7 separate regions of the Homo sapiens genome follow, and all the other regions are linked to region 1. Evidence: chromatin contacts called from ENCODE Hi-C or POLR2A ChIA-PET data. All regions are on one chromosome and are shown on one strand. Each heading gives the region's core, a stretch centred on a gene start or an enhancer-like site at or near the end of the contact. The rest is flanking DNA. Distances are from core to core; before and after follow the strand shown. Region 1 has its middle 81 kb from the start of LINC02240. Region 2 holds the start of LINC01170 (long intergenic non-protein coding RNA 1170). Region 3 overlaps LOC124901056 (a long non-coding RNA gene). Region 4 has its middle 81 kb from the start of LINC01170. Region 5 has its middle 98 kb from the start of LINC01170. Region 6 has its middle 150 kb from the start of LINC01170. Region 7 has its middle 120 kb from the start of ZNF608.

What was found. A loop is a pair of places that touch in the nucleus more often than their neighbours do. ChIA-PET counts read pairs that join two places held with the same protein, here RNA polymerase II (POLR2A). Pooled maps may share reads with other maps.
Region 2: a map with no recorded cell type shows a loop between it and region 1 (2.3-fold over the local background). The contact joins the promoter of LINC01170 here to the enhancer-like site in region 1. A Hi-C loop is called at or near these places in 24 of 37 single-sample maps with no recorded cell type and 5 of 50 pooled maps.
Region 3: a map with no recorded cell type shows a loop between it and region 1 (3-fold over the local background). The contact joins two enhancer-like sites. A Hi-C loop is called at or near these places in 2 of 37 single-sample maps with no recorded cell type and 3 of 50 pooled maps.
Region 4: a map with no recorded cell type shows a loop between it and region 1 (7-fold over the local background). The contact joins two enhancer-like sites. A Hi-C loop is called at or near these places in 16 of 37 single-sample maps with no recorded cell type and 5 of 50 pooled maps. POLR2A ChIA-PET finds 5 or more read pairs at or near these places in 1 of 52 experiments (activated CD4-positive, alpha-beta T cell).
Region 5: a map of endothelial cell of umbilical vein shows a loop between it and region 1 (19-fold over the local background). The contact joins two enhancer-like sites. A Hi-C loop is called at or near these places in 1 of 168 maps with a recorded cell type or tissue (endothelial cell of umbilical vein), 13 of 37 single-sample maps with no recorded cell type and 7 of 50 pooled maps. POLR2A ChIA-PET finds 5 or more read pairs at or near these places in 1 of 52 experiments (activated CD4-positive, alpha-beta T cell).
Region 6: a map with no recorded cell type shows a loop between it and region 1 (16-fold over the local background). The contact joins two enhancer-like sites. A Hi-C loop is called at or near these places in 3 of 168 maps with a recorded cell type or tissue (Calu3, MCF 10A and endothelial cell of umbilical vein), 26 of 37 single-sample maps with no recorded cell type and 7 of 50 pooled maps.
Region 7: a map with no recorded cell type shows a loop between it and region 1 (5-fold over the local background). The contact joins two enhancer-like sites. A Hi-C loop is called at or near these places in 1 of 168 maps with a recorded cell type or tissue (dorsolateral prefrontal cortex), 25 of 37 single-sample maps with no recorded cell type and 4 of 50 pooled maps. POLR2A ChIA-PET finds 5 or more read pairs at or near these places in 1 of 52 experiments (H1).

Annotation. Positions count from the first base shown.
Region 1 is chr5:125,410,347-125,413,635 of GRCh38, forward strand. No RefSeq gene overlaps it. Among named protein-coding and RNA genes, the nearest start is that of LINC02240, 81 kb to the right of the region's middle. RefSeq lists an enhancer at 1,320-1,819. Within about 2 kb of position 1,790, at least 17 of the 41 ENCODE cell types and tissues checked have a DNase peak (open chromatin) inside an H3K27ac peak, as active enhancers do; they include dorsolateral prefrontal cortex and endothelial cell of umbilical vein, where a contact is called at or near this core.
Region 2 is chr5:124,436,927-124,440,215 of GRCh38, forward strand. LINC01170 (long intergenic non-protein coding RNA 1170) reads right to left here and starts at 1,594. Exons shown (of 6, transcript NR_125774.1): 1 at 1,469-1,594; 2 at 771-950.
Region 3 is chr5:126,352,650-126,355,938 of GRCh38, forward strand. All of the region lies in intron 1 of LOC124901056 (a long non-coding RNA gene), which reads right to left. Among named protein-coding and RNA genes, the nearest start is that of GRAMD2B, 69 kb to the right of the region's middle. Within about 2 kb of position 1,747, at least 9 of the 41 ENCODE cell types and tissues checked have a DNase peak (open chromatin) inside an H3K27ac peak, as active enhancers do.
Region 4 is chr5:124,517,910-124,521,198 of GRCh38, forward strand. No RefSeq gene overlaps it. Among named protein-coding and RNA genes, the nearest start is that of LINC01170, 81 kb to the left of the region's middle. Within about 2 kb of position 1,682, at least 4 of the 41 ENCODE cell types and tissues checked have a DNase peak (open chromatin) inside an H3K27ac peak, as active enhancers do.
Region 5 is chr5:124,534,635-124,537,923 of GRCh38, forward strand. No RefSeq gene overlaps it. Among named protein-coding and RNA genes, the nearest start is that of LINC01170, 98 kb to the left of the region's middle. Within about 2 kb of position 1,782, at least 3 of the 41 ENCODE cell types and tissues checked have a DNase peak (open chromatin) inside an H3K27ac peak, as active enhancers do; they include endothelial cell of umbilical vein, where a contact is called at or near this core.
Region 6 is chr5:124,582,377-124,585,665 of GRCh38, forward strand. No RefSeq gene overlaps it. Among named protein-coding and RNA genes, the nearest start is that of LINC01170, 150 kb to the left of the region's middle. Within about 2 kb of position 1,540, at least 3 of the 41 ENCODE cell types and tissues checked have a DNase peak (open chromatin) inside an H3K27ac peak, as active enhancers do.
Region 7 is chr5:124,627,551-124,630,839 of GRCh38, forward strand. No RefSeq gene overlaps it. Among named protein-coding and RNA genes, the nearest start is that of ZNF608, 120 kb to the right of the region's middle. Within about 2 kb of position 1,626, at least 5 of the 41 ENCODE cell types and tissues checked have a DNase peak (open chromatin) inside an H3K27ac peak, as active enhancers do; they include dorsolateral prefrontal cortex, where a contact is called at or near this core.

The DNA of each region.
Region 1 (3,289 bases), core at 540-3,039:
GTATTAAAAATGAAACAGAAGGAGCCAGGTTTGTCTCAGGCTAGTGCTGTTACACGCGTAAGTTTCAGACATCCCCTGAATACAAAATGATTTTTTTTCCCCCTGCATTGACAAAAGTCCGTCTTGCAGGGGGAAAAAACAGTAGAGAATAAAACAAACAAATCCACACAAACACACAAATCTAGTTTCATGCTAGATGTATCTGTTGTGAAGCAATATGTTGGCTGAATAGGGAAAGTCAGGTGAGTTAAAGTCTTGTGGCAGCCTGATTTAAACCATGGCTACACAAACCAGAGCCCTGTCCAGATCTCAGGAAAGTGAATTATATATAATAACACTTACAGTTTCCTACTACTATTAGATTTGCCTTCTTACATAAATGCTTAAGTTATGATAAAAAACAGGGCCATGTCAGTTCCTTTCAGTCTCAGCACATTTGCTATTAGCATAAGAAATGCTGCTTATGGCAGAGCTAGTCGGGCTTGAAATTTCTGAATTAATGGATTTGATTTCCTCTTGAGACAAACCATCAGCCTTGCAGTAATGGAAATAGATATAGTTGGTAAAACAAATAAAAAGCTGGCATGCAGATAAAATGGGTTTCGGTTTAAAATAGTAATGTTGTAATTGAAGTGAACAATTACAGGGTTGCTCCTAGGCACAAAAGAAATACCATGAAAATGAAGTAATGTTTTTGTTAAGTATAGTCATTTCATGAAAATGTAGAGCTGCAGATGTCATTGTCTGCCAAAGGGAAAACTATACTTATTCTTCTATACAAAGATCATTTAATAACATTTGGCTAATTTTAATAATAATTGCTAATATTAACCCTATATTTCACTGGGAGTTTGAGGACAAAGGCTCCCTCCCCCGCCCTGTTCTTTCCCTGTCTTGGTAGTGAGCCAGGGAGAGCAAGTTCCTGTAAAAAGCCATTGGCAATGTGCTATCAAATCCCCACCCCCAGCAGCAGTCTACTCTTTTTTAATGTCTTATTTCTCTTTCTTTGTCAAGCATCTGTTATCAGGAATGGAGCCTGTTAGCTGGCAATTGGAGGTGCAGGAGGAACTGGAATAAAGAGGGGAAGGAGAGTGGGAACGCCAGGCAGGACAGGAAAGTGGGCTCTGGAATGTTCACATTTGATCCCCTGCACATTCTTTCTTTTTTTTTTTTCCTTTGGTCTGTTGCAACTTGTCTGTGAACCATACGAAATTCAGAATAGAAACTTCCATTTTTAGAACTTGAAATCTTTTCATTTTCATACACACACAAACGGAGGCAGCCAAGGCCACAGGATATCACAAGAAACATAAGTGTCTCATTGACTCTGAAAAGACAGTGACACAAATACACTTTCACAAAATGCTCAGCTGGGTCCCAGCCTGCCACTTGGCCCTTTCTCCCACTCCTCCGTTTCATTGCATTGAAGGAAGAGACATGCACTGTGTTTCCTCCTCAGGTTTTAGTAATTAAAACAATATTGTAGCTCTTTGAAGTTTTATTTGGAAATATACTGCGCTTTGTTCCCTCCAATGCTGCCTGGCTCACACAGCCTATTTGGCGCATTTGGCATCTCTTTATCCAAGGGAAGCGCTTTTCCCGGGGTTGGTATTTTTTTTTTTTTCTTGGCATCACAGCATTGAAGAAGGCACAGAGGAGTGAGAAAATGAAAGTCCCCCTTAACAAAGGATTGAGCTGTGACTTCTTAAGAGAAAAGGTTAAATTGACTGGCTGCGTGTCTTGGAGTGAAACAGGAGAAGGGCTGCTTCCCTTTTTACTCACCGCCAGTCAGAATAATTCATTTCCTAAGGCAGCCTACCTGTGACAGTCACAGGTGACCTCCCAGCCTGCTAAGCTCGGATGATTTCCCCTTCCCATTGCCCGAGTGCAGCTCCTGCCAGAAGACAAATGTACTGCAAGTCGAAGACATATCTGTAGTGCGGAGGAAAAGCAGCCTGTCTACATATGTCATTTTAAAGCCTCGCACGGAGATTTTACTGCTTTCTTCACACTCTCACACTTACATAAATACACCCACACAGTACAGGCAAGTTCCCCAGACTCCCAAGCGTTTCTCTCCCATTAGGAGACATTTTAAAACAAATTAGCACCCTCCCCAAAAGCCTATTGGCCTAAATGTGTTTATTACTTTGTTTGCTGTTTTAAAAACTCTTCCTAAAGGCGTCAAACGAGGCTGGGGAGTTCCTACAGAATTAAGCACACCCTTCGTCTGTTGAGGAATATACACATTCGACAAAGACTGAAATCTCTCTTTTTTTTTTTCCTCTTGACACAGCGGCTGGTGACACATAAATGTACTTTTTTTCCTTTGACAGAGTAATAAAAATCTCATTATCTCTGAATAGGCAGCAATTTCGTTATCTAATCTTTTTACCAAAAGGTTAGTTAATTAATCAGAAACAAATCCTGATGATTATTTCAATAGAATTAGAAAGACAAATCACCAGAGTACAGCTAAATAGGGCAGGCCTGCGGTTTCACCTGCTCATTGCCATGCAGGCCCCGTGACTGTCAGGGCTCCTCCAGGCAGACAGCCTCCGGAACAGCAGCCAGCAGATGGCTGCGCCGAGCGGCCAGCCTGCCTCCGCTCCAATGCCTGTGATCCCATTACCTCACTGAATCCGTTACCAGGGTAACTGTTAAATTGCTGTGAAAGGCATGGTAATAAAGTAACCTGTCACATTGGCAATAAAAGGAGCAGAATTTTCCTGTTCACTGAACTTTGCAGCTCATCAATACTCACTTGATGGAGAAATTCACCACTACTCCTGGGTCAGCCACAGGAATCTTTCCATAAGGCTTCTGAAATGCAAACGAAAGTTTATGTAAACACAAGAAAAGATAGAATTAAAAGCTGGATTCTTAGCTGCACAGAGCAAATGCTTCTTTTTCTGTGCAAGGGCTCTGGGAGCTTGAAGAACATCAGATTGCTCCCTTTGTTTTTGTTGTTTTTTAATTTAAAGCATGCTAGATAAAAATAACCTTTGCTGGGGAAAGACAGCTGTGATTAATTCAAGACTGGGAAAACAAAGCACGAGGAAAAAAATCCTTTGTTCCTAAAATCTGTCTTTCTTTTTTTCAGATGCTATCTTACTGGCTCTTTTTATTAAAGGGTCAGGGTGCTTTAAAAAATGATTTGGATTTGAGAGTTTTTTTTTTTTTTGTTTTTTTTTTTAAGAATGGAGAGCCTTGGTTTTCATAAGCATAAGGAGTTGAAAACAGCAAGCCCCCTTCTTCCAGCCCACCCCAACAGTTAGGGCTCATCAGT
Region 2 (3,289 bases), core at 344-2,843, 970 kb before region 1:
AATTTGCTAAGAGAGTAGATCTTAAGTGTTCTCACCAGGGAAACAGAGGTAACCACGTGAGGTGATGGATGTTAGCTTGATTGTGGTAATAATTTCACAGTATATATCAAAATATCATGTTGTAAAAAATATATACAATTTTTATGTGTTAATCATACCTCAATAAAGGGTGCGGGGGAGGATATTGCCTCCAAATCAGGGTCTATTCACACATTTCCCCTGAGGAGATTCCCTCCAGCCTGGCCAGCTCACTGTTCAGCCCCGGGTGCTGCCCCTGAGGATGCAGCTTCTGGGGATGGCTGAGGATGGCTGGCTACACTGGAGGCAGGAGGCTGATGGTTCAGTGATGTCTTTGATCCCTACATCTATATTACTGCATTGTTCCACTCACTGGAATAAGAACTTTGATTCCTATTTAAACCAGGGCTTTAGAGGATATTTAAAAGAAATAATGGGAATTCCCAACATGGAAACATTACTTTTTACTGAAAGCACAGTTCACAGACAGGGGGATAAAAGGAAGTTAGATCTGATTCCTGAGTGTCCTACCTATTTACATTTTGGAATCCAGTAATGTAAGTACATTTATGCTTGTGTTTAAAATATGAGCATAGAAACAACACCTAGAAAACACATGTATTTAAATCTAAGTTGAAGATAAGATGGAATTTATTGGAGGGCAACAGCAGTGACCAAAAAAAAAAAAGCAAGAGACCAATTCAACACATTAGACCTGGTCAAATAACTACCTCACGCGCAGCTACAATTACCTGAACGCCAACAACAAAATGCTGTGACGATTCAGTCTTCATCATAATTACTCATCTTCTATAGACGATACAGTCTTAAAGCATAGGAAAGAATGTATGTACAAAGAAGCACGGAAAATGACACGGTGTAGAAGATGATGACTACTCCAGTGAATGCCATAGGTGGAGCCAATTTTCTAACTGGAGTAAAATGAACTAAATTCAGAATCAAATTGAAATGTAGAGGAATATTTATTTTTCTCACCTTAATGCTTTCCTTTAAGCAGGTTTAGTTTTCATTCATTTCACTGATCTAAGGTTAATAAATTCATTATTTCAGCACCCTATGAAGAAGAAACACATCTTTTTTTTTAATTATTCTTCCTCAATAAAAGCATATCTGGAATCCTATTTTCTGAGTGAGCTGGCACACGGGGTGGGGGAGGGGAAAACTGGGAGTGTGTTGGGGAAAGCGAGGGCAGGAGGGATGACAAATCTGACCCTACCCGACAGTGCTGCCTGTCCTGTAGCATCCCAACCCTTACAGTGGTCACCCATGTGTAGTTAATCAGATTAAAAGCCTCTGAGAAACCCCTTTGAATCTCTGTCAAACAAAGACATGGAATAAACAAGAAAAAGCAGGAAGGTTATAATGCTGCACGTGGGTTAGTAATAGAAGCAAATGCAAACGCCCAGGTACCTCAGAGACTTACCCGTACCTGTCAGGGGTCTGAAAGATTTCCTGTGGCCCTGGCAGTCTGGATTTAAGGCAGGCTTAGGGGAATTAGTAAACAAAACACAGCTGAGGGTCTTTTGCCATAAACTGAACAACCAAGGAAATGAAAGTAAGGCCACGGCAAAGTTGTCTCAGCGGTGTCACTGGCTGCCATGGGGCAGCCCTGCGGTGGAAGGGCCTGACCGGCCCGGGCCAGGGTGACATCTCGGGATGTGATCTGAGCCGTCCTTGTGTGCAGATCCATGTGTTTGGAGAACAGGGTCTGTCTGTTATGTGAACACAGAGGGCATTGAGCCCAAAGCCTCATATACATTAAAAATATAATGAGAGAGATTTTTATCTTCCATGAATATTTAATTCTTCTGAAAGCCAACCATCTGCATATCACAATGCCCCGATGCATGTGTGTGATTTTCTCTGTTGTCTTTCAAAATAAAGCAGACCATTTCACTCTTCCTGTGATGCCTTGAAAGTTGCTTAAATGTGCATTGATCACTTTGATCTAATGAGTGTGTGTATTTTAAAACAAAGTCAGCACTGTTGCTCTAATCTATTTGTGTGAAGGAAACAGAACAATGGGGGGAAACCAGGTCGGGTTTCATCGTTTTCCTGGTGGCCTGTATCACAATTCACTGCCGTTTTGAATGCTGTTTAATTTTTGCTGATGTCTTTTTATCTTAGGCTTCATGTGAATTTAAAAAGAGTTTCATTGATATGCAACCTACTGTGTATTATGATATCCTGCCTGCCCTGTTGCACTGTGGAAGCCTGCAGCTGCCTGAAGCCTAATTATGCATGCATGCATGCCAAGCCCAGATGCTCGGCCAAGAGTGCCTCAACCGACTACAGTTTCTCACTTGTTTTTGTTTGAATTATAATTGGGCAGATCTATATTTCTCAACCCATCTTGTAGCTTCAGCATGCTCCTCTTTGCCTCTGTTGCTACCTCTGCTTGAGTCAGCTTCTTCATGAAGGAGTCCCTTGCCAATCTGAAGTGCCTCTGAGATCTGAGAAGGGTCATTCATGGGTTTGACAAATCCTTTTACCTACACCGCATTTTAAAAGGTACAAAAATGACCCTAGCCCCAATCAGATTTCCTCCAGATGGTTGGTAGCTTAAAAAAAAAAAAAAAAGAATAGTTAACTAGAAGCTGGCATCTGGGTAGAAACAAAGAAGGCTTAGAGCCAGGCATCTACAATGGAGAGGAATATCAGAACTAAAGCTTTACACCTGCTGAAGGAAGGTAATGGAGACTAGCAAAAACAGATTTGTTAAGCATGTGCATTCACTATTCAGAGAGCCTTTTGTGAACTGTTTTCCAGGCTACCTACGGGACCTCAGTCTTCAAGAATAACAAAGCCTCATCTGAGAGTGTGAAACTGGGTATGGCATCGCACTAAATGTGGTGTTACTCTGAGTCACCCTTCATCTGGAGATGTACACATAGAGTAACCCTCTCATATAGGATGGCAGCTGCTAGTTATAGTACTTATTTCTTTTTTTTACAACTTTAAAAAATTTCTTGAGATGTGATTTCACTATGCTGCCCAGGCTGGCCTCAAACTCCTGGCCTCGGGAGCTCCCAAGTAACTGGAACTACAGGCACACACCACCATGCCAGGCCATACGGTATTTATTTCTGAGGTACTATCAGAGACACTGTATTGTTTTTTAAATGGAGCATCAAATTAAGCACACAGATTAATTTCATTGAAAATCGTGGGATATTTTTTGATCCTGAAGCTTAAAAAAAAGTGGTGAAATTATATTGAAGCTTCAAGAGTAAGCAGGAATTTATAATAA
Region 3 (3,289 bases), core at 497-2,996, 940 kb after region 1:
TAGATGAAGCACTTGAAGTGAGACAATCTCAGCTAAAAATAAGTGGAAGCCTGCAGAGAATTGTCCAGTATAGTCACAGCTGAAATCAGAGGGCCAGTCAAGCATTTGTGAATCCATGTGCCAGCTGTACCTGCTGCTCCCTGTCTGAGGTCATAACATCAATATCCATTTCCTTAGGAAGCCACAGAAAGTCTGATGTAAAAGGTCTCCTAGGAAGTGCACAGATATCCTGGACCTCCTAAGCTGTTTATGCAAACCCTGAACCTCCATAAATCATCTTTTCAAACAATGTTATCTCAGTTAAATTTATCCGTGGACTGTGTCTTCCCAGGAAAAACTTACAAGACAATCAGAAACATCTCCTCTAGAACCACCTGATATAGGATTATTTTGTAAGAGAACAACCCAAGGAGCCTCTATAACCCCAAGTGATCAAAACTTAAATCAATAAGAAATTGACATCGTGTGCTTCTTGATCTGATGCACTGAGAACAACACAAAGATTATCATTGTGGCGATCTTACCAAAGATACAAAACCTGAATTTAATCAGAAAGAAGCATCAGAAAACCCAAACTGAGGAATATTCTTAAAACAAACAAACAAACAAACAAAACTGTCCCGTACTCCTCAAATTTATTGACGGGGGAAAAAAAAAAAGACCAAGGAACTGTTTGATTGGAGAGACTAAGGAAACATGCTTATAAAATACAACATGGCCCCTGGGTTGGACTGCAGCCTAGAAAGACAGCTGAAAATTTTGAATAAGGCCTGTGTATGAAGTAGTATTGTGTCAGTGTTAGTTTTCTAATTTTGATTAATTGCATTATAGTTCGATCTGGATGAAATGATGAAGTAGCTCTTGTAAGAGTTCAAAATGAGAAGTTAAAAAGTTTAAGTTGTTAAAATCAGTGGATAGCAGATAATGAGCAATTGGAAGATGATACCTGAAATAGGCAGATTACAAATGACGTTTGTCATATTTAGTTGGATATTGGTTGACTTGAGCACTGATTTGCAACATGTGTTTGGGGCTATCCCACTACACCCCCAAGTTCACACTCACCTATTTTTACTTGAATATGTCACTTAATTCTTAGAGAAACTTCAGAATAGTGTTGCTCACAGTTCACTTTGATTTTACAATGTAAAATATACATATAAATATTTTTACAAGGGGAAAAGAAAGAGGGAATATCATACAAACAAAAAGCTAACTTCCAAAGAGATAGTTGAATTTCACAATCAATTAAAACAGAATCACCTGGGAAGCTTGTTAAAAAAAACTCTGATGCCCAAGTCTCACACCAAACCTATAAAATCAGAATGTATAGGTGTGGGGTATTTGTACAAGTTCTGTGCAATTGTGAGGCATACTAAGAAAGTTTGAGAACCACCATTTAAGAAAATAACTGGTCTCTAAATTAGGACTCATTATCCACTAGATGGTGCCAAGAATTCAAAGATGGAACTTTGTGGTACAATGTCTATTTTCCTTTGAGTATACAGTGTGTTCATTTTCCTTCTTATCCACTTTCTCTTCGACCTCTCCCCAACTTGTAGGAAAGGGTTACATCACACCAAAATAGATATTTTGTTCAGTATCAGTCTAGCAGCTTCTCCTTGGATTTTGGTTATAACAGACAGGCTCGTTCTGAAGGGATATTGAGAGGAAGTTGTGTGAGTACTCTTCCCTTAGCCTTTTACTTTCTCAGTGCAGATATTTAGAAGAGGAAAATCCACTGTAAGAGGTGGCCTCATTGGCAATGAGTGATTGGATAAGAAAGAATGGTCTGACCAGTTCCTAAAAGCCATATTTAGCCGTTTGTGGTTTTGATCCCTGTCCTTTCCCGGAAACAATGACTTCAAGAATGTACCACAACTATTTGGTATGTTATATCAGTTAAATAATAAGTCATATTATTAAATATCAGATTACTCTTAAGCTACCACTGCCTCAATGGAAAAGCATTTGACAATTTCTTAAACTGTTTTATCCTTTCTTTATCCTCAGGATTTTTGCAATTAAAAAATCCTGTGCAGATGATAATCTCATTTCAGTTTTTCTGATGAGTTTATGTGTTTGGAATCTGCTCCAAGGCATTGTGTTTATCCTCATGAATGTTTATTTTTAAATGTGTATCGAATAGAAATGGCTAGAAAGCCGAGCAAGACAAATAACATTTTATTAATCCTTGTCTTAGTCTCTTTGTGCTGCTATAACAAAGTACCTGAGACTGGGTAATTCATGAAAAAAAAAAAAAAAAAAAAATGTATTTTCTTACCATTCTCGAGGCTGGGAAAGATCGGGGCACTGGCTTCTGATGTGGGTTTTTTGGCCACACCCTCACACGGAAGGAGGAACAGGGGCAAACTAACTAAACAGTTCACGAAGCCTCTTTTATAAGGACCTTAATCCCACTAACAAGGGAGAAGCCCTCATGGCCTAATCATCTCTTAAAGGCCTCACCTGTTATCACACTGGCAACCTTTGAATTTTGGAGGGAACACATTCAAACCATAGCAGTCCTACAAATATCTATTGAGCAACAATATGTACCAGGCACTGTGATACACATTGGTGTAGGGACACAGGGTTGAACAAAGCAAAAAAATATAAGCTTTCATGAATTTGCATTCTAGCTGTGAGAAATGTACAGAGGAAAAAAATAGCAAGATAATGATAGAGTGACAACTCTTTTACTTCATAAAGCAGAGAGGTGTAATAGTTTCTGCACAAGCCAGGATTATTTTTGACATTGTAGTCAGGGGAGGCTCCCTGAGAAGGTGACATTTGAGTTGAAATTGAATGATGACAAGAAGAGCCAGAAAGGAAGCTATATAGTCAGTGGGCGGAGCAGGTGCAAAGATCCAGGGGTAGAAACAAGTGTGGTATATTGCAGATTAGGAAAAAAACCAATGAAAGGAAGCATGAGCTAAATGAGGCTGGAGATATGGGCAAAGACCTGAGCAGGGCCAGAGGTTGCAATTTAGTGAAATAGAAAATTAGGAGATTTTAAAGGGAAGAGTAACATGGTTTTTTTCTTATTTTTAAATTTTAAAATCATCCTGGATCCTGATTGTAGAGGTGATACAAGTGGGAAGAGAGCAATTGGAATACTGCTGCAATAGTCTAGATAACAGATGGCAGCTTGGACTAGTAATAGGAATACCAGTGGAGAGAAGCACTGAAATTCTGGATGTGTTCTGAAGGCACAGCTGATAAGATTTGTTGATGAACTGCACGTGGGGAACAAGGGCATGAGAGAAATCAACAACACCTAAATTGC
Region 4 (3,289 bases), core at 432-2,931, 890 kb before region 1:
TAGATAATTTTTTCAAAAACTTTGCAGTGTTTGTACATGAGATCTAGAGTAAGAAAATTTGGGGAGAAAGTAATCTTTAGCATCCTCTTACCTCTCCTTGTTAAGGCCCTTTTTTATTTCCGTGCCCTGCTCACTGTGTCCCTTGGTCATCCGGCATCCCCTCCTCCCCCATTAGTGTTTAGTTGAAAATTCACTATCCTGAATTCACATCAAAGCTTATTTATTTTTCCCATTTTCCTTTGATATAGGAATCAGCTAAGTTCTAAATAATAAATGTCAGCTAAACATTTGTAACTCCCCAGTGTGTATAGACTTGATGGTAGCAGTTCCCTGAATCCTTTGGGGGAAGCTGAAGGCACCAGATCCTCCCTCCCCAGAAACAGGGGTAGTCACCTTATGCATATATGACCCAGAGCTGGCCTAGAAGATGCTCTTGTCTAGGGCTTTGAATCCTAGCATTGTAATGCCAAAGCACGAGAACTGCTTGGATTCACCTACAGCAGGAGATGTGATAGGAAGGAATATCCTCATTAATTGAGGAGGAGGCTGCAGATGGAGAGGTTGTCCCTTCAGTAGCAGAAGTCCTGTCCTATAGTACTGGTGGTAGTGACATTCTGGTCAGGCTGCTTCTGCTAAAACATGACGGCACTACTCCCTGATTGTTGACTCTCCTGGCTTCTGTCCACTTTCCCAATTCTAGTTCTTCAATCTCCTATCAATTCTGAAGCCCCCAAGAACTTTGTGAAATTTCACCTATTTGCTTAACGACACTGGAGACCATTTGTGTCCCTCACAACTAAAAGATTCCTAATGAACTTAGAGATTGTGGCTGATAATTAGATAGTTTGCTACTGTAAGCAGAATATATTTCTTCTTAACAGAGCTTGCCTGGTTTGACCATTGAGCTGCCTAAAGCATGTTATTGTTTCTATAGTGTCAACAAATATGCTATCCCATTTCATCCTCTCATTGATCCCAGAAGGGCACAAGATATAAAAATATAAATATTTCCAGCTGGGCATGGAAGCTCACATCTGTAACTCCATATTTCCAGCTAGGCATGGCAGCTCACATCTGTAATCCCAACACTTTGGGAGGCCGAGGCAGGAGGATCACTTGAGGCCAGGAGTTTGAGACCAGCTTGATCACATAGAGAGATCTTGTTTCTACAAAAAATTCAAAAATTAAACAGGCATGGTGGCTTGCGCCTGTAGTTCTAGCTACTTGGGAGGCTGAGGGGAGTGGATCACTTGAGCCCAGGAGTTTGAGATTGCAGTGGGCTAGGATTGCACCACTGTACTCCAGCCTGGGTAAAAGAGTGAAACCCTGTCTCCAAAATAAAAAAAAAAAGAAAAGAAAAATAAATAAATATTTCTAACTCAGTGGTGGTAAATTTAAGGTTCCCAGATAGTAATTGACTTGACCAAGGTCAATGCAGTATTAAGGAATAAATCAAGATTCATAACCAGAACTGATCTATGTTCAGTCCTTTTTTACTATACCACTTTGTCTTCTCCAAAGGAGTTGCTTTAACTGCAATAGCCCAACATAGAAAAGGCTTTTTTATCAGCAGATGGAAGGGAATGCTCCTGAAATTTTGCCCAAAGGACTGGCCCCTTGCTTGTACAGGCATAAGTAATCACCAGCTTGCTTAATTCTAGCTCTGCACATTGCCATGACTCAGTGCCACTGGCTCTCCAACAGGATATAAATAGACCCTCAGAGGAAAAGCAGATTCATGACAATTAACAGTCTATGTGGTATAGCACAGCCACAGAAACTAAATGGCTATACCGATTGTGCCCCCTTAAAAGGTGTAAAACTTCCTCTTTCATATTTCATTTCAGCCTGTAACTTTTTTGACATTGTCATATCACCTCCCCGTCCCTGCTATTTTGACTTCTTCCGGATCTGGATGCAGTATGAATTCTAGAAGTACAAATTCTTTAAAATGCCACCCAAGAGGCTTAATCTATTTTCTAAATTTCCACCTGTCTGAAGTCTGTCCTGTACACCTTCTTCTAATCTAAACACTTGTTTTTTAGTGTTGCTTCTTAAAAGAACGAGCAGGCCTTAAAAGCTGATGTTTTGGCAAAGACAGAGTACAGGAAAAGTTACCTGAACTAAGCAACTTGGAGAAACAAGTTTGAAAGATAGTTCCCCAGCTGCAAGTGGTGTGTGAGGGGTAGACCACACCTGGGTCTGAGGGTTGGTTAAGCTAGTGAGTGAGTATCAGAGATGGATTAAAATGACTGTGGCTATAAGGAAGATGAATAGAGCAAGAGCATGAATAATGACACCAGAATAACAGGCATATTTCCATTCCTCTTTATACACAATTGAGCCACTAGAATTTGAAAGCAGACTTGTAATTGCTAGAGAACCTCACTCATTAGAAGGAGTAATTTTGAAGGGGAACATTCCTAGGGATTGAAGATGGTATAACAACTGTGTGAGACTCCCCTAAGAAGTGTGTGAAAGAGGAGACTAGCAGTGAGCAACTCTACTTCCTGCTACAATTCACTGTGGACAGGGAACAACTCCTATGGAACTTCATGAAGGAGGCCTAAACCTCTGTCATCCACTGGGTTTTGTGAGCAGCCCCATTCTGCTTTCTATCATGGAGAGTAACAAGAAATTGAAAATGAATATGAGTTTTGTGGCTTACAGATATGTAAACATTCATATCCTTCACAGAGGCCGGGCACGGTGGCTCACGCCTGTAATCCCAGCACTTTGGGGGGCCGAGGCGGACGGATCACCAGGTCAGGAGATCAAGACCATCCTGGCTAACACTGTGAAACCCCGTCTCTACTAAAAATACAAAACATTAGCCGGGCTCGGTGGCGGGCGCCTGTAGTTCCAGCAACTAGGGAGGCTGAGGCAGGAGAATGGCGTGAACTTGGGTAGCGGAGCTTGCAGTCAGCCGAGATAGCACCACTGCACTCTGGCCTAGGCGAAAGAGCGACACTCCGCCTCAAAAAAAAAAAAAAGAGTTAGATCGCAGAAAATTAAAAAAAGATAACAGCCAGAAAAAAAATGGTATATAGCCCACATCCCTGGGGTAGGGCCAGCAGTAAAAATGGAAGAGAGAGAGCAGGGAAGCCTACTTGTGACCCTTTAACATGACTGAAACGATTCTGCCATCCAGACTACCCAAAGAGATTCACTTTATCAGTCAGTGTTTTTTACTGCAGACAACAGAATCTATTATTGATAATATAAAGAGAAAGGGAATTATTATAGAAAGTAACCGAGCTCACAAAGCCATTGGGTGATTTGAAAGAAC
Region 5 (3,289 bases), core at 532-3,031, 880 kb before region 1:
CCCAAGGCTATTTTCTACCCCTGTGTCTTTTCCCCTTCTGATACTTCTACCTGGGATGTGTTCCTGCCTTGCTCCCGTATCACCTGACTGTGAGCATTTTGGGACTAAGACACCAAAACAGAGGTCTTACTGGCAATCAAAAGCAAAACTTAACACTACAGCTTGAATCAGCTTTTGCAATGTTTAAGAAAAAATCTAACCAATTGCCATTTTTTTTAAACCTGCAGATTCATATAAAAAAATCGGTATTCCCAGCTTCTCTTTGGCAGCATTAGCCTGCTTTCTGGTGTTGTAGCATGAGTCCAGAGCTGCAAGTAGCAGGGCTGCTCACTTTGGCCTTCATGTATTCTGCAATTCACATCCAGTTTACCTCCAGGCCTCTGGCACTTACCCCCATTAGCATTGGGTCCTATAGGCCCTTGAGTTCATCCTCTGCCTTAAGATTTCTCTTCTAGACTGAGCTGCCTTCTCTACAGGGAAACCTTAGCTCACCCTGCCTCTCCACCCTCCCATTTGTTCTGGTCTTGCTTCACCACCTGCCTCAAGGGAGGCCACTTCAAACACACACAAAAATCTCCCTCATGACCTGGCACACTTTCGTGTTCTCTCCCTACCACTCGTTTTCACAATATACTAAATAGCCTATACATTATGTATTATACGTTAATTACAAAATTAATCCATAAACCACAGCATCAAGGCCAAAGCAGGGCACCACTGTCCATGCCCAAATGCCTGCATACCTTTCCCATTTCCAGGCTGTTGTAGCTCATCATTTTACCCTGGTGTTACCAATACTAAAATGGCATGGAGGTTGGGAAAAAAAATGGTAGGATTTATCTTACTCCATATATCCATCTAGCAATCCACCCATTCCTCACTTTCTACCTAAATTGCTGAAAAAACAGAAACTGGCAGCCAGCTACCCAGATAAATTTTCTTTTTTTTTTTTTTGAGACAGAATCTCTCTCTGTCGCCCAGGCTGGAGTGCAGTGGCGCTATCTTGGCTCACTGCAAGCTCCACCTCCCCGGTTCAAGCCATTCTCCTGCCTCAGCCTCCCGAGTAGTGGGGACTACAGGTGCCTGCCACCGCACCCAGCTAATTTTTTGTATTTTTAGCAGAGACGCGGTTTCACCGTGTTAGCCAGGATGGTTTCGATCTCCTGACCTCGTGATCTGCCCACCTCAGCCTCCCGAAGTGCTGGGATTACAGGCATGAGCCACCACCACACCCAGCCAATAAATTTTAATGGCAAGAGTAAATTAGGCCAGGCATGGTGGCTCACACCTGTAATCCCAGCACTTTGGGAGGTAGATCACCTGAGATCAGGAGGTTGAGACCAGCCTGGTCAACACGGCAAAACCCCATCTCTACTAAAATACAAAAAAATTAGCCAGCCGGGCATGGTGGTGTGTGCCTGTGATCCCAGCTACTCGGGAGGCTGAGGCAAGAGAATCACTTGAACCCAAGGGGCAGAGGTTGCAGTGAGCTGAGATCATACCACTGCACTCCAGCCTGGGCGACACAGCCAGACTCCATCTCACATAAATAAATAAATAGTACCTTCTTTATAAACCTGCTCTCTGGAGGCAGCTCAAGAGATAGCCAAACTCTCTCCAGGATTTTCACCAAAGCACATTGCCGAGCCCCTTGCTGAAGAAAGCCTACCCACACCTCCAGGATTTTCACCAAAGCACGTTGCCGAGCCCCTTGCTGAAGAAAGCCTACCTATACCCACAACACTCCTGGGTCTGTCCTTTGTTTTGACACAGCCAAGATAGGTTGTACATAGCAAGATAAAATGCCAGGATGGCGACATTTGTTCTGCCCAGCTTCCAAGCTTGCCCTCATGTGTCAGATGTCAGATTTCTAAGAATAACTGCTCGTTTTTCCAAAAATGAACCTCACACATTCATTGGAACTTCCTGTCCCCACCAAAGCATTCTTCATAACCAAGCAGACAAAAGAGAGTTGTTGGGAAATGATCTCGTGCTCAGAATCCATGTCAGCAAATGCCTTATGATCAGGAAGTTAGTGTTATTTAAGTGGGAGATGGTTCCTCTCTAAAACAATGGTGCCCAGAAAATAACTATAATCATGTTATTTTATTACTTTGCCGTTGTGCTTGTATATTTTTAACCACTGCATTGTGCTTTTTGCACCTATATTGTACTTTATTATACCCTGAAGGTATCACTTAAGTGTATATTTTCATTTTAGGGCATATGGTTTTCAGTTTTTCAACAATTGAAACAAGTTGGAGTTGTAGTAAAGTAATTTGAGAAGAGGCCAGTCTTGGAAGTCTGTATTTTTAAAGACTTTGAGTTTGGGAAAAAACATTTGTTTTACTTATTTACTGTGGTTAAAAAGACCATTACATTTGCTTGTTAATCAGTCATAATTTGAGAAAGGATAGTTTCTTTAGAGCCTCAGAAAATGGCCCTCTGGCCACCAACATATTTTCCATTTTGGCTCTGTAATAAAACAGTATTCAGTAAATGAAAGACATTGGCATTTGTTTGGATTTCTTTTTTGAACTTTTTATATAAAACACTTCTGTTCCATTAGGATAATCCTATTTGACTTGCTTCTCTCAGTCAAAGAAAAGGAAAAAACTATTATGAGAGAGCCAGGAACAAAGGATTTCCCACCCCTAGTCGGGCTTTTGATCCTCACATGGTCATAACAGGCCTCCGGCAGTAGCCAATAACTTCCGGCTTCAAAGGAGGGGAAGCAGGCTTAAAATGAACGCACCGTCCAGTGCTGCCATGAGGTTTGGGCTGGCAGATTGCTCTCCTGACCCCTGTGTACAATCACTTTCTGCCCTCTGTGATGGATACAATTACCACTGTTTTTACCTACAGAGAAACCCCCACTACTATTTTATGGCCAGTGAATTTGCCTGCCCGTGTCTAATACAGTCATGGTGTTGAACTCGACCATGTCGCACTAGGCTTATGTTAAGATAATCAAAGAATGTGGAGCACTGAGTCACTTTTGTTCTTTATAGAAAACACCAGAGCAGAAACCAACAGTTTGTCAAACAATTCACCATAGCAAGATTTTAATAAATGAGTCTTTTTGCTGATATGGCAATTATTTTACACAGAAAAAAGATATAAATTCCATGCTGTCCTGGATCTACACAAACAAGAAAAAACATTCATAATTCTGGAAATTTTCTAGTTCAGCAACTCCATCAACTTTCAATTAACCTCAGAAGCCAGGCCATTACTGCTGCCAGATTAGCTCGAGAACTCTCCAGGACCCTTTAATTCTTTACACCAG
Region 6 (3,289 bases), core at 290-2,789, 830 kb before region 1:
AAAACTGATTTGATTTAAGTTAAAAGCATTACTTTGCAATGAGCTGCGCAATCCCACATCATTCATCAAAACCAAGCCATCACGGGCCGCAATGTGTGGTTACTTAAGCATTTTCATATGCCCTAGACTTTTTTTAATGGAACAAAAAGCAAGACCATGAAATACACAGAAGGGAAAACATCAAAAAATTTGTACATGGCCCATGACATTGGTATTCCTCTAACATGGATTTTACTAAGCATCACTTATATAAACAATGGCGCCAAATCCTGTTTTCTTTCATAATGCATGTTTTCTCAGCAGTAGTACTGCAGATCTTGAAATACAATATGGGGGCTCTAGTTTCCCAGTGAAATCATATGGTTGGTGTATTTCCTCAAAATAAGCTTGCCATATGGAACCAGCCCTGGAACAGGCCCAGATCAAACAGAAGTAGCTAAAGATCCTGCACCTCTTGAACCAGCCAACACAGCCAGTGAGAAGACCAGTCAGCCTTAATGATTTCTTTAGAGTCTATGCACTTAGGTCTCTGTATTGGACTTTCTCTAAAGTTTTTGTTTGAAGAAAGAATTCTGTGACTAAAATGAGTTGGAAATATACCGTGATGGGACTTTCTTGATTTTTTTTACCCTATCAAAACCTTCCTGTTCTTAATTGCCTTTTTTCTCGGAGCTCTACTAGGTAATTGGCTAAGTAAACCATACTATGCTAAAGCCAATGTAAGGGATAAAACATAATATGTTTGTGCTTTTCTGGATAACATTTGCATTTATACTTTAGTCTTCAACCTCCTAACCAAAGAGAGTTAAGCATGAATTTTAGGTTCCATGGCAGGGCTACTTGGCAAAATAGTTTTGCCGTAGGCATGAAGTACAGAAGAGACTTCTCAGTGCTTGAAATCATACCACCCAGCAATCACCAAGACAATGATTCTCCAAATGTGGTACCCATACCAGCAACATCAGCATTACCTGGGAATTTGCACATTCTTTGGCCACACCCCAGACCTACTCAATCAGAAATTCTGAGATCTGTGTTTTTAACCAGCCTTCCAAATGATTGTGATGCACGCAAAAGTTTGAGAACCACAGACATAGATTCATGTTCTAAGTTGTGTTACCTAGAAGCAGAGCCTGAGATGGGGATCCTTATGAAAGTGATTTATTAAGGACCGCCTCTCAGTAGAAATCTGTAAGAAAGGAAGTGGAGCAAAGAAAGGGACAGAGACAAGCAAGCACGTGATGTAAATTCAGGTGAAGCCTCTCCTTGGCCTGATTCACAGGAAGAGGATTCTAGAGCGCAAACCATGCAGCAGAGTTATCTCCCTTTGAAGCAAAGGGCTAACCTTTGTCATAAGCCCTTCTTAGTCACTAACTATAGGAAGGACAGAGGCTTCCCCAGTTGATGCCAGTTCTCTGGAGAAGGGAAAGTGGTTGTCATTAGCAGCCAAAAGTCACATAGCTGTGGGACAGGGGGGCCTGGGTGAGTGCTACTACTACCACCAATATAAAAAGTCAGCTTCAGCAATATACAAGCTCCACTACTTTCACTATGAATCAACTAGAGAATGACTCATCTACGCACTCTCAGTACCCAAGACAGTATTGGTTATGCAAATATGAAGCAGGAAACGCCTTAAACTCCAATCTGCACTGAACAGCCACCAGAAACCTAATCCACTTCAGTCATCTTTGAGTACTATCAACACTGGAATAAAGCTGATTTCAGAACCTGAAACCACAAGCCTCATAGTGCAGTGAGAGAACGTTTGAATTACTAGTTCCACACAACATGAGTTTTGGATGCTTGCATATCTAGTCCTCCTTTTGTAAATAAGAGCACCCTGATTTCCCTTGGGGTACTTAGCCCTTCCCCATTGTGTGCTGATCTTGGTGAAGCTGCAAATCACTGTGCCTGTCTTCTGCTAGACAAGGTGCAGGCGTGTGGCTCAGTCTGGGTTGACTGATTGCTTTCCTTGTAATTAAAATCTTAATTAGAGTGACACAACTGACTACGGTCAGAGCACATTCATAGCAGTGCTTGAGACTTGAAGAAATTCTTCATCAGTTCCTTCTGCCCAGGCCCTCAGAGGGCCTTTTTAAGTGGAATTGTTCTTAATTCCTCTAGATCCTTCCAGCCCCATATCCTGCCAGTAAATTCTCTTTTGCTTAAGTGAGTGGGTTTTGGTTGCTTGCAACCAAAGAATCCTGGCTGACCCTAGTTTCCAAATTCCTTGAGTTTGATGGTCTATTTTGTTTTAGTGTTATGGTTTTTATTCAGGTAAGAAGAATCCTGTTTCCATTATTTTCACTATGTAACAAACTACCTCAAAGCTTCATGGTATAAAATAGCTATTTTAATATGCTTATAGAGTCTGTGGGTCAGGACATAGCAAGGATGGTTTGTGTCTTCTCCAGAATTTTTTTTTAATTAGCCAGGCATGGTGGCACTCACCTGTATTCCCAGCTACTTGGGAAGCTGAGGAGGGAGGATCTCTTGAGCTGGTAAGTTTGAGGCTGCAGTGAGCTATAATCACACCACTGTACTCCAGCCTGGGCAACAAGGCAAGACCCCATCTCTTAAAAAAACATAAAAGAAAGTACATAAAGCTAAAAGGCAACTTTATGAACCCAATCACAATTTTAAAGGAATTTCTTCTAATTTCTCTTAATAGGATACACATACATTTAACATAGTATATATGTATGTGACATTTCTTTTTACTGGTAATGAAACAGGAGAGTTCCCTGATCCCCCTCATAGGACATGTAACAGATCTGTGACTCATCTGTTCCATCACTGCTGCTGCTCAAACTCCTGACTGGAGGGGGAGTACACAGACAGGCAGGTATAGTAATCAGGGTGAGTGCTGTGGGCTCCAGCCCCGTGTTTGGGGGTGTGCCTGCAGCCCCAGTGTTATAATGCTCCTTTAGCCTTGCTGTCTACAGAGAGCTTAAGTGTTAACCAGCTCAATGGACCCTCTGCCTTTTCACAAGGGCAGAAGGCCAGTGTGACAGCTTTCTGTATCCTGAGCTCTTGCCCAGCATCCTGGAAGAATCAGGTCACACACAGGCTTGAAGGATGAATGAGAGGTTTTATTGAGTGGTGGAGGTGGCTCTCAGTGGGAAGGATGGGGAGCTGGAAGGGGGAATGGAGTGGGAAGATGATCTTCCCCTGGAGTTTGGCCATCCAGCAGCTAAACTCCCCTCTGACCGCCCCCAGCCAAACTCCTCTCAGCATTCAGACATGCCTTCCCTTCTCTCTTTCTCTGCCACACCGTTCTGCTGTT
Region 7 (3,289 bases), core at 376-2,875, 780 kb before region 1:
TATATACATATATGTATATATGTGTGTATATATACATATATGTATATATGTGTGTATATATACATACATATGTATATATATACACATATATGTATATGTAGACTATATATACATATATATGCACATATATATGTATATGTAGTCCCTCTAGCTGACCCGAAAAGACCACTTGTTCACATGTATATATGTATATGGTCTTTGCCACCCCACAATTGCTGGCACAGAGCTCCTAAAACCCTTGGAATCACAGGAGTGTTGACAGTCCTATATAATTCCATACGCCTCTCCCAAATCCGGCCCAGCCACATTTGGTTATTCCTTGGATGGAAATCCACTGCACTTGGCACAGGAATTTGGAGTGCAAACTGAAAGGCTAGGTCAGTTAAATGATGGTGAGAAACGAGCCCTCGTGAGCTCCATAGCAATTTCAGGCCACGTTCAATTACAAGAATAGGGAAGTCACAAAGAGGTAGAAACGGTCTGTCTGCAGAAGCGGGAGAACGGGACAGAGACACCAAGAGAAGAAGGGGTAAGAGATTATGTGATATTTGAGCGAGATTTAGGGATTTTCTAGACACCAACAACCACTATGACCTGCCAATTCCCTTCCTATCCTTGGATAGTGAGACGGATTCTTATACGCTTTCAATAAACCTTCTTTGTAACTAAGCTGGTTTGCGTGAACTTCTGCTCCTAGTCATAAATATTCCTTCGACAAAGGGCTTAGATGAAAGTGGTGTGGGGAGTCAAAAGAAGCCAAAAATAGGAGCCAGCTTAGCAACTGTTCCCGCCCCACACTGCCCAGCCTCCACTCCCTCAGCAAGTTCATTCTATCCTGTGGCCCCTGGGCCTGGCCACTTCCATCCTTTCTCTTGAGAATCTGCAATTAGAACTGGAAGATGACAGAGAGTATTGCCAGTCAGGCGAGGTCATGTGTTTGGAGAATCAGAGAGAGCCAGTGTGCAGAGAGAGGAATGAGGCAGAGGAGGAGTAACAGCGACAAAACAAACCACGATGTGTGTGAGAGAGAAGCTTCCATGGTGCCTAGACCTCCCAGGTCCCACCAGTGCCAGCCCCTAGGAAGCTTGGACACACTTGCCACCCTTGCTCCTGTAAGAACCCCTCTGTTCTTACATCTGTCTACTTTGCTTACATTTGCTTGAATAGATTTCTGTGATTTACGCCTTAAACATCCTTGACCAAGGCACAGTGGCCCTGGAAAGCAGGAGGTACACAGGGGAGCCCTGCTAAGCATTCAGAGGGAGGCTTCCAGGCCTGCGGAGTTGCTGACATCGAGTGGGACAAGATTAGAGATTCTCAGCCTCCCAGGAGGATATCGCATTCATGTTAGGTGCCAATTCATCAATTTCCACCACTGGACGATGACAAGGGAGTCCCTCTAGCTGACCCGGGAAGGCCACTTGCTCACCCACCACACCCTGAGCACACCTCATCCACTGGAGTCAGTCAGAGGAATGTCCCTGGGCCCCATAGGCTTCCAGAAGCTACATTGCCACAGTGTGAGGACTGTCAAGCTGGAAGCCATTTAGAGGCTGGCTGCTCACAGGCACCGGGCGAGCTCGGCGCTGGCTCTCTCTGCTTCTGACTCCTCAGCTCCCTGCCAGTGCCTGACAGGGGTGGAGTGACTCACCGCATATCCCTACCTCTGAGCACATCTGTGGCTCCCCAGTGTCCCGTGATGGCCCAGCCCACAGCACCGCAGGGTCAGAGGCTTCCTCGGCTGTCTGCTGGGGCCTCTCCATGAGTCATCCCTGCTTCAGCCCTCAGCAGCCCTCAGCAGAGGGAACGGTCTGGTCACCAAGCTGTTGTCACAAAATCCACCTTTTATGGTCTGCCTCCCAGTATCTTATCACTGAGGGGATGGTGGGGGCTGGGGATGGCAGACACACGGGCACCTGGGGGTTTCTGAGGCTGAGCACAGCAGGCTCCCAGGTTTATGAGCTTTCGAGGCAGAGTCTCACAGTGAGTGCTTGTCTTCATGGCAGACCTTCTTGGCCAGCACTAGGTCTGCAGAGTTCAGCTTTGCTCAGCTTTACGGAGACATCTATGTGCTCATCCAGAGGTGGGAGGGGGTGCCCCACTCTGTCTATAAGTGGGAGAGGGCAGGGCCTGGGCACCCTATCCCCAGGACACAGGACCTGGGCACCCAGTACCTAGGCCCCTCACAGGTACTCAGGAAATACTTCCTGAATGAATTCTGTCTCATGACCTGCTCACCCACTTTCAAAATTCCTTCTTTTGAAGGAATTAACCCTACCCCAAGGGTTTGCAGTCACTAGATCTGCTGGGTGGGTCACTCGCCCACCACTCACCCAATCAGGGACAAATTCAGGTTGGTAGAGGGGCAGGAAAATGAGGCCAGTCCTTTTTCTTCTTCCCTACCAGACACATTCTGCTCTGCTGAGAGTGGAGAGAGGGCCAAAGGCAGAGAGGATTATGCCCCCACCCAGCTGGAAGTTCTAGGGGTTGCCCACCCATTCTTTCCCTTCCAGCAAGAGTGAGATGGCTTTCTGAGACTTGGTCAACGCCCTTTCCTAACGTTGATAACTCTAAGTCAGAGACCCCAAGCTAAAGCCTGGTTTCTCTTTCTCCTGAAGGAATCTCCCTTGTTCCTGATATGGTGAGATTCTCCCTCTGCCAGTGGGCTAATTTGTTCTTTCTCTTTCCAATTTTGGTATACCAGGGCTCAACGCTTGCCCTTCCTAACATTCCAGTCCCTTCACCCCTCCACCCACCCCTCCTAATTATGTCTAAATTCTAGTAAAAATGGTCCTGAGTTCCTCTTTTCTGTCCAGAGTGCAGAACTTGCTTTGGGGGAGAAGGTAGGTCCCTGTTCTTTCTTATAGGCTGTAAGTTCTGGGGAACCTCTGAAGAGCAGAGTGTGTGTGTGTGTGTGTGTGTGTGTGTGTGTGTGTGTGTGTGTATGCATGTGTGCGTGTGTGCTAGGGAATGGTGGAAGAGAGTGGCACCTTTCCTCCTACCCATAGAGTCTTACTCAGCTGTGTCATGGAAGAGAGAGAAAAGAAAGACGGTAGGTTTCTGAATCTCTTCATGTTCCTTCGGAACAGTGCGTTCAGTGCAGCCCTGTGCCCGCTATCCTAATTCTACCCAATCACCAGATTCTCTAAGGAAAAATCAGTTACAGCGGAGGGTCTCTGTGAGTTCTGCTGGAGTGTAAACAACTGTCTGCCTCCCACCAGCACCCATCCCAGACTCACACCTCAGGAGAACCCAGAGGACACTAAGAGATTCTACCACGTTTCACTGG